Regions from separate parts of the Homo sapiens genome. Here region 2 is linked to region 1. Evidence: chromatin contacts called from ENCODE Hi-C or POLR2A ChIA-PET data. All regions are on one chromosome and are shown on one strand. The core of a region is the stretch at or near the end of the contact, and the rest is flanking DNA. Distances in the headings are between cores, read along the strand shown.

Region 1 (3,020 bases), core at 322-2,821:
ATTCCCCACTGCAGTAGCCATCATGGCGCTTGCAGAGGTGGCATGCTGCGGGCATTGGGAACTGCAGTCCATGCTGCTCTGATAGCATGATTCCAGTCAGATTGACCTGGGGTCACATGTGGGTCTCGCCACTCTGTGTGCACTTGGGCAAGTTAGTTCACCTCATCTTTCACCAAATTCCTTGCTGGAAGTGGACCAAAGGTAACAGATCTATGTAAAGTGGCTCTCTTGTCATGTCATGGGAAATTATGGCAATTAAATTGTGTCCAGCACACTGGTGTAATAAATGATACCAGTTTCCCTGCACAGTTTTTGATGAACAAAACTATCTTTGTTCATTAGTTTACATAATAATGTCATTTGTTGTGAACCGACTCTGCGTCAAGTCACACATGAGATGGTTTTCACATGTTCTCAACAACTGTTCTGGGAACCAACAGCCCTGTGAAGAATGCGGCTGTCCCTATCTCATAGATGTGGAAATAGGTCCTAGGATCTGATGCAAGTCTTTTGATAGACCAACTCTGATCAATAAAGCTTTCCCCTTAGTTCATCATGCGAGGGGGTGGGCATGGGGGCAGACCCCTCCATCTGCAGGATTGGGTTTCATGGAGTGGCCTGGGCTCTGGGCCACCCCCTCTTCTGACCACCATTACTCTGCTACCAAGTCCGTCCCAAGGATTCTATGGCCCGGGCTGTCGTCACACACTGGGTACCGGCATTCTTGGTCTCTCTTCCAGAGTCCCTCCAATGTGCATTCCTCAGTTTATGTAATAACCCTTACCCTCTCACAGTGCTTTACAGTTTACAGAGTACTTTGTATTTGAGATACCATTGGTCCTTGTAGAAAGCTTTAGGGAGTCAGGGAGAGATGTTTCAGCCCTTTATACAGATGAGGAGTTTGAGACTTAAGCCCCGCAGTCAGTAACCAAGTGAGGATTTTATCTGAGGGTTCCTGACTCCCAGCCCAGTGCCCTGTCCATGTCATCCTGCCCTTGCCACCCGCCATTAGCCCCATGAATGGCCATCTTCTCTTTTTGAGGCTCAGAGGGATTGCAGAAGGGTGAGGCCCTGGGGAGTGAGGCATCCTTTTGAGGGAGGAAACCTGTAACTTTATGTAGTTACCATCTGTAGCCACACGAGGGTGCTGCCACCTAAAGCGAGTATTATGGAGGCCTAAGGGTTCAAGGTCAGGGTTGGGATGGCTTTCCCCTGGATTGAAGGGCTCAGGAGTGTAGTCAGGAATCCCACCCAGAGACCAGAGGTCTGGCATCTGCCCTGAAACTAAGCTTTCTCCCTTCTTCACTCCCTCTCCTCCTGCTTCCTCCAGCGTCTGCAGTGCATAGCACTAGGCCCTAACACACACAGGGTGTCAGGGTATGGTGAGTGTGGGGTGAGAGGGTATGGTCACTGACCTGGCTCATGAACCTCAGCTTTGCCTTTGACTATGTAATCTCTGGCAAATCACTGACTTCTCTGGACCGTGGTTTCTCCAGCCATCACCTGGAGTGGTAGACCAGGCCTGTCACTCTCACAGGGCTAGTGTGAGATCACACAGGAAGACACATCACACAGGCAGCCCCTTGCCTCTGTTAATGCAACCCTGGTGCCTCTTTCTGGGGCCACATCCTGGCTTTTGCAGCAAGCTTTCAAACAACGCACACCTCCGAGTCTATTTTAATGACTGAGCTTCAAATCCCAGCTCTGCCTGGCCCTTTGTGACCTTTGTAAGTCATCTGCCTTCCTCTCTTTCCTCAGCTGTAAAATGGAGTTAATAATAGCTTTATTTCACAGGGTATATTGGAAGCCCTTGGCACACACAGGGCTGGGAACACAGTAAGCCATAAATAGGAGTTATCATTACCTCCAATTTTTCCTTGCTATGTTGGGGCCCTTGCAATTTTCACTAGGGTGAAACTGGGTGTTTGACAGGAGCTGGACTAGGTCCAGTCTAGTATACGGACTTCCAGACTGGAATCCAGATTGGGATCTGGAGGTTGAAGTGGGTATTTGACAAGAAATGAACAGGGTCCAGTTGGAGGCCTCAAGTAAGCACATATTTAGAAGGACAGGGCATTGTGTGTTCATCAGAATCTGGGGAGTCTGAAACTCCTCTGTCTGGAGCTCCAGCTAACTTTATGTTTAGAACCTGAAGATTCAGAACCTGTGCCATTCTAGTGAAATGGATGTGCCTCAGGAAGATAACTTACAATTCTAGTGGCCACAATAGGGAAGTTTTACTCTAGATGAAATTATTCATCTATGGGTACATTAAAAAAAGATGATCCTGAGTACTTAAGAAACAATGAGATGCATTGTTCGATGGTACACGGAAGCTTCCCAAAGACAGAATGACTTAAAAAAAAAAAGCCTGTCTAAAGAAATCTTTACAACACACTCATAAAAATTATTTTGAGGCTGGCGTGGTAGCTCATGCCTGTAATCCCAGCACTTTGGAAAGCCGAAGCGGGCGGATCACCTGAGGTCAGGCGTTCAAATCCAGCCTGGCCAACATGATGAAACCTCATCTCTACTAAAAAAAATGCAAAAATTAGCTGGGCGTGGTGGTAGGCGCCTGTAATCCCAGCTACTCAGGAGGCTGAGGCACAAGAATTACTTGAACCCGGGAGGTGGAGGCTGCAGTGAGCCGAGATCGTGCCACTGCATTCCAGCCTGGGTGACAGAGCAAGACTCCATCTCAAAAAAAGAAAAAAAAATTATTTTGAATCTGCATGGCTGTTTGATCTTTTGTCTTTTTCCATCTGAATGCTTGAATATTCTGGACACTATCTTCCTTTAAAAGATCTTCAAATGAGCCAGGAGTATCTGCAACAACTAAATGCAAATCTTGGTCTTGCACACAACTTGGCTATTATAAAAGCAACCGCCTGAGACTAATTGGAAAAAAATTGGATTTCTCCCCTGTCACTTACCTAAAACTTAATCCACAGTCTCAACAAGATTGACTCCCAATACTAAGTAAATATGCTCCAAGACTCCTTTTTGGTGAAAACCTAACA
Region 2 (3,133 bases), core at 448-2,947, 81 kb before region 1:
CCCTGCCCTTAAATGTGTCACCTGGATAATACTGGCTACATCTGATTCCTTGGGTCTCTTTTGCTTTTGTTGGACCAATTCCTAATTCCTGTTATCTTCTTTTGGAATTGTCACATCATTTAATCCTCTTACTGCTAAGTTATTCTTTAAAACAAACTCTACATCTCTCTTGTGATCTGTTACTTTTCGCCTTGTCAAAAAAACTAGTCTTTATTTCCAGATTCTTGATGGGGTGGATAGGAACTATCTTTTCATAGGTTGGATGCATTTACATTTTTGGTTATTGTGTGTTAAGTGAAGATTTGGCAACTGCTGGTATTTATGCCAGTGGGTTGGCAAACTAGGATATTTTACCCAACGCTGTGGATGATGTTACCTCCAGAGAGCTTACTGTTGAATTTGAAATTGTACTTGGATAACACATTATCATTTGGTTTTATAATTCAGTAGTTTCTAACTCCTTTTAATATGATCAGATTTGAACAGTTAGGTATCTTTTAGCTGACTGTTGAATATAAGTGATTGCTACTAATTCTCAGTAAGCTCAACATGTCTAAATTGATTTGATTTTGCCGAGTTAAAAAAGCCAGTCTTTTACTTTTTTTCAATTGAAAAGGATTTTAGTTTCATCACTTACATTTAAATATTAGAAATGGAACAAGAAGTGTTTCTTGAAAACAGACTCCTAAAGAAGTGTTTCAAATATACAAAAATACTTCCACATATTCACAACAGTGTTATTGCTGCTTAACAAATCACCCTAAAATTTAGTGGCTTAAAACAGCACAGTGTGTGTGTGTGTGTGTGTGTGTGTGTGTGTGTGTGTGTATTTTAAGAGATAGGGTCTCACTCTGTTGCCCAGGCAGGAGTGCAGTAGTGTAATCGTAGCTCACTGCAGCTTCAAACCTCTGGGCTCAAGGAGTCTTCCCACCTCAGCCTCCTGAGTAGCTGGGACTGCAGGGGTGTGCCACCACTCCGGACTGATTTTTAAAAAGTCTTTTGTAAAGCTAGAGTCTCGCTATGTTGGTTGCTAAGTCTGATCTTAGACTCCTGGCCTCACCCTTAGAAAGCACTGGGATTACAGGTGTAAGCCACCACGCCCTGCCTAAAACAAGACAGTTGTTTAAGCCTCATAGTTGCTATAGGTTAGGAACCTAGGCATGACTTTCCTGAGTCATCTGCTTCAGGGTCCTTCACAAGCTGCAGTCATGATTTCAACTTTGGCTGCATTCATCTCAAAGCTTGCTTGGAGAAAGGTCTGTCTCAAACTTGCTTGGAGAAAGGTCTGTTTCCAAACTCACTCATGTGGTATCAACCATCAGAATCCATTCTTTGCTGGTTGTTGGACGGAGGATCTCAGTTCTTAATTGTGTGTAAATGACCCAGGGCAGAGGCAGAGTTCAGTGGGAAGCTGCGGAGCAACAGCTTTGTATATGTAGCTGTTGTCCAGAGATGTCTCTCTCTTGGCTTCATGTGGCGTCTGTATAGGGCAGCTCACAACATAGCAGCAGTCATCATCAGAGTAAGCAATCAGGACAATAGATAGAAGAGGACAAGCAAGATGGAAATCACAGCTTTTGTAACATCTTGAAAGGAACATCCCATGACTTGTCTTATGTTATTTCTTAGAGGCATGTCATAGGTCTAGCCCACAGTCAGGGGAAGGGGATTACTCAGGGTATGAGTACTTGTAAGTGAAGATCATTAAGAGTCATTTCAGATGCTGCTAACCACAGCAGTTGAGTATAGACGCATATGTTTTGGAGGAAAGGGAGAAAGACTGAGTAAGATTCAGAGACTTTTAAGAGCTTTGCTAATTTTGCTTCTGTCTTTGCCCAAGCACCTTGGTTCAGTCTTTTGCTTTCTTTTTTTTTTGCCATAGTGGCAAAAACCACACTTTTGCACCAACCTAATAGCACTTTGCTTCATGTTTGCTGTATTGTTGTTTCCTTTTGAGAGAATTTACCCTGAAAATAGCCTCGCTTATGTGTTCACCTGCTTCTCCTGGCTTTGCACATTATGACAGCCTGGTATACTATCATGAAAGGTGACAGGATCCCAGAACTGATTTTTGAAGCCTTGAGCTGAAAGGCTGCTGCTTTCTGTAAGCAATTTTACAAATTATGGATAAGACTATATTTACATATGGAGGCTGGTACTTTTGGAAACTGTTCCTTGAGGTGTTTTTTTTTGTTTCTGTTTTTGTTTTTTTTTTTTTTTTTTTTGAGACAGAGTCTTGCTCTCTTGCCCAGGCTGGAGTACAGTGGCGTGATCTTGGCTCATTGCAACCTCTGCGTCCCTGGTTCAAGCAATTCTTGTGCCTCAGCCTCCCGAGTAGCTGGGACTATAGATGTACACCACCATACGCAGCTAATTTTTGAGTTTTTTAGTAGAGACGGGGATCTTGCCATGTTGGCCATTCTAGTCTCGAACTCCTGACCTCAGGTGATTCACCTGCCTCAGCCTCCCAAGGTGCTGGGATTACAGGCGTGAGCCACCATGCTGGGCCCTGTTCCTTGAGTTTTAAATAAACATTTACAAGTTTCTGTGAGGAATGAACTCTTAAAACATTTAAAGGACAAGAATGGTTTTGATCACCTTAGCGTTCTTTGCACTGTTATGTGGAGCATAAAACAAGTGAGACCCTCCTTAGGCTGACATTCTTTCTTCTGGAATACAAAAGAGTAGTTGCTTTTGCTTTGCACAAAATACGGGAGAAAAAAAATCAGAATTTTAATTGGAGAAAGGGTATAACCAATGAGGAAAGAAATTTTATTTGTAATCTTCGGACAGGATTTTTTTTTTTTTTGAAGATGGAGTCTCGCTCTGTTGCCCAGGCTGGAGTTCAGTGGCATGATCTTAGCTCACCGCACCCTCCCACTCCTGGGTTCAAGCTAGTCTCCTGCCGCAGCCTCCTGAGGAGCTGGGACTACAGGCACACACCACCACGCCCGGCCAATTTTTTTTTTTTTTTTGTATTTTTAGTAAAGACAGGGTTTCGCTGTGTTAGCCAGGATGGTCTTGATCTCCTGACCTTGTGATGCTCCTGCCTTGGCCTCCCAAAGTGCTAGGATTATAGGTGTGAGCCACCGCGCCCGGCCTTGCAGGGGACAGGACATTTTTGAGACTAAAA

The links. Hi-C counts contacts between places; a loop is a spot of excess contacts on that map. ChIA-PET counts read pairs that join two places held with the same protein, here RNA polymerase II (POLR2A).
Region 2: a map of endothelial cell of hepatic sinusoid shows a loop between it and region 1 (2.8-fold over the local background). The contact joins two enhancer-like sites. A Hi-C loop is called at or near these places in 1 of 168 maps with a recorded cell type or tissue (endothelial cell of hepatic sinusoid). POLR2A ChIA-PET finds 5 or more read pairs at or near these places in 6 of 52 experiments (AG04450, CD8-positive, alpha-beta memory T cell, GM10248 and 3 more).

The regions. Positions count from the first base shown.
Region 1 is chr1:30,927,707-30,930,726 of GRCh38, reverse strand. No RefSeq gene overlaps it. Among named protein-coding and RNA genes, the nearest start is that of SNORD103A, 6.6 kb to the left of the region's middle. Within about 2 kb of position 1,571, at least 4 of the 41 ENCODE cell types and tissues checked have a DNase peak (open chromatin) inside an H3K27ac peak, as active enhancers do.
Region 2 is chr1:31,008,860-31,011,992 of GRCh38, reverse strand. The region is part of intron 3 of PUM1 (pumilio RNA binding family member 1); the gene reads left to right. Among named protein-coding and RNA genes, the nearest start is that of SNORD103C, 42 kb to the right of the region's middle. RefSeq lists an enhancer at 1,895-2,024. Within about 2 kb of position 1,697, at least 2 of the 41 ENCODE cell types and tissues checked have a DNase peak (open chromatin) inside an H3K27ac peak, as active enhancers do.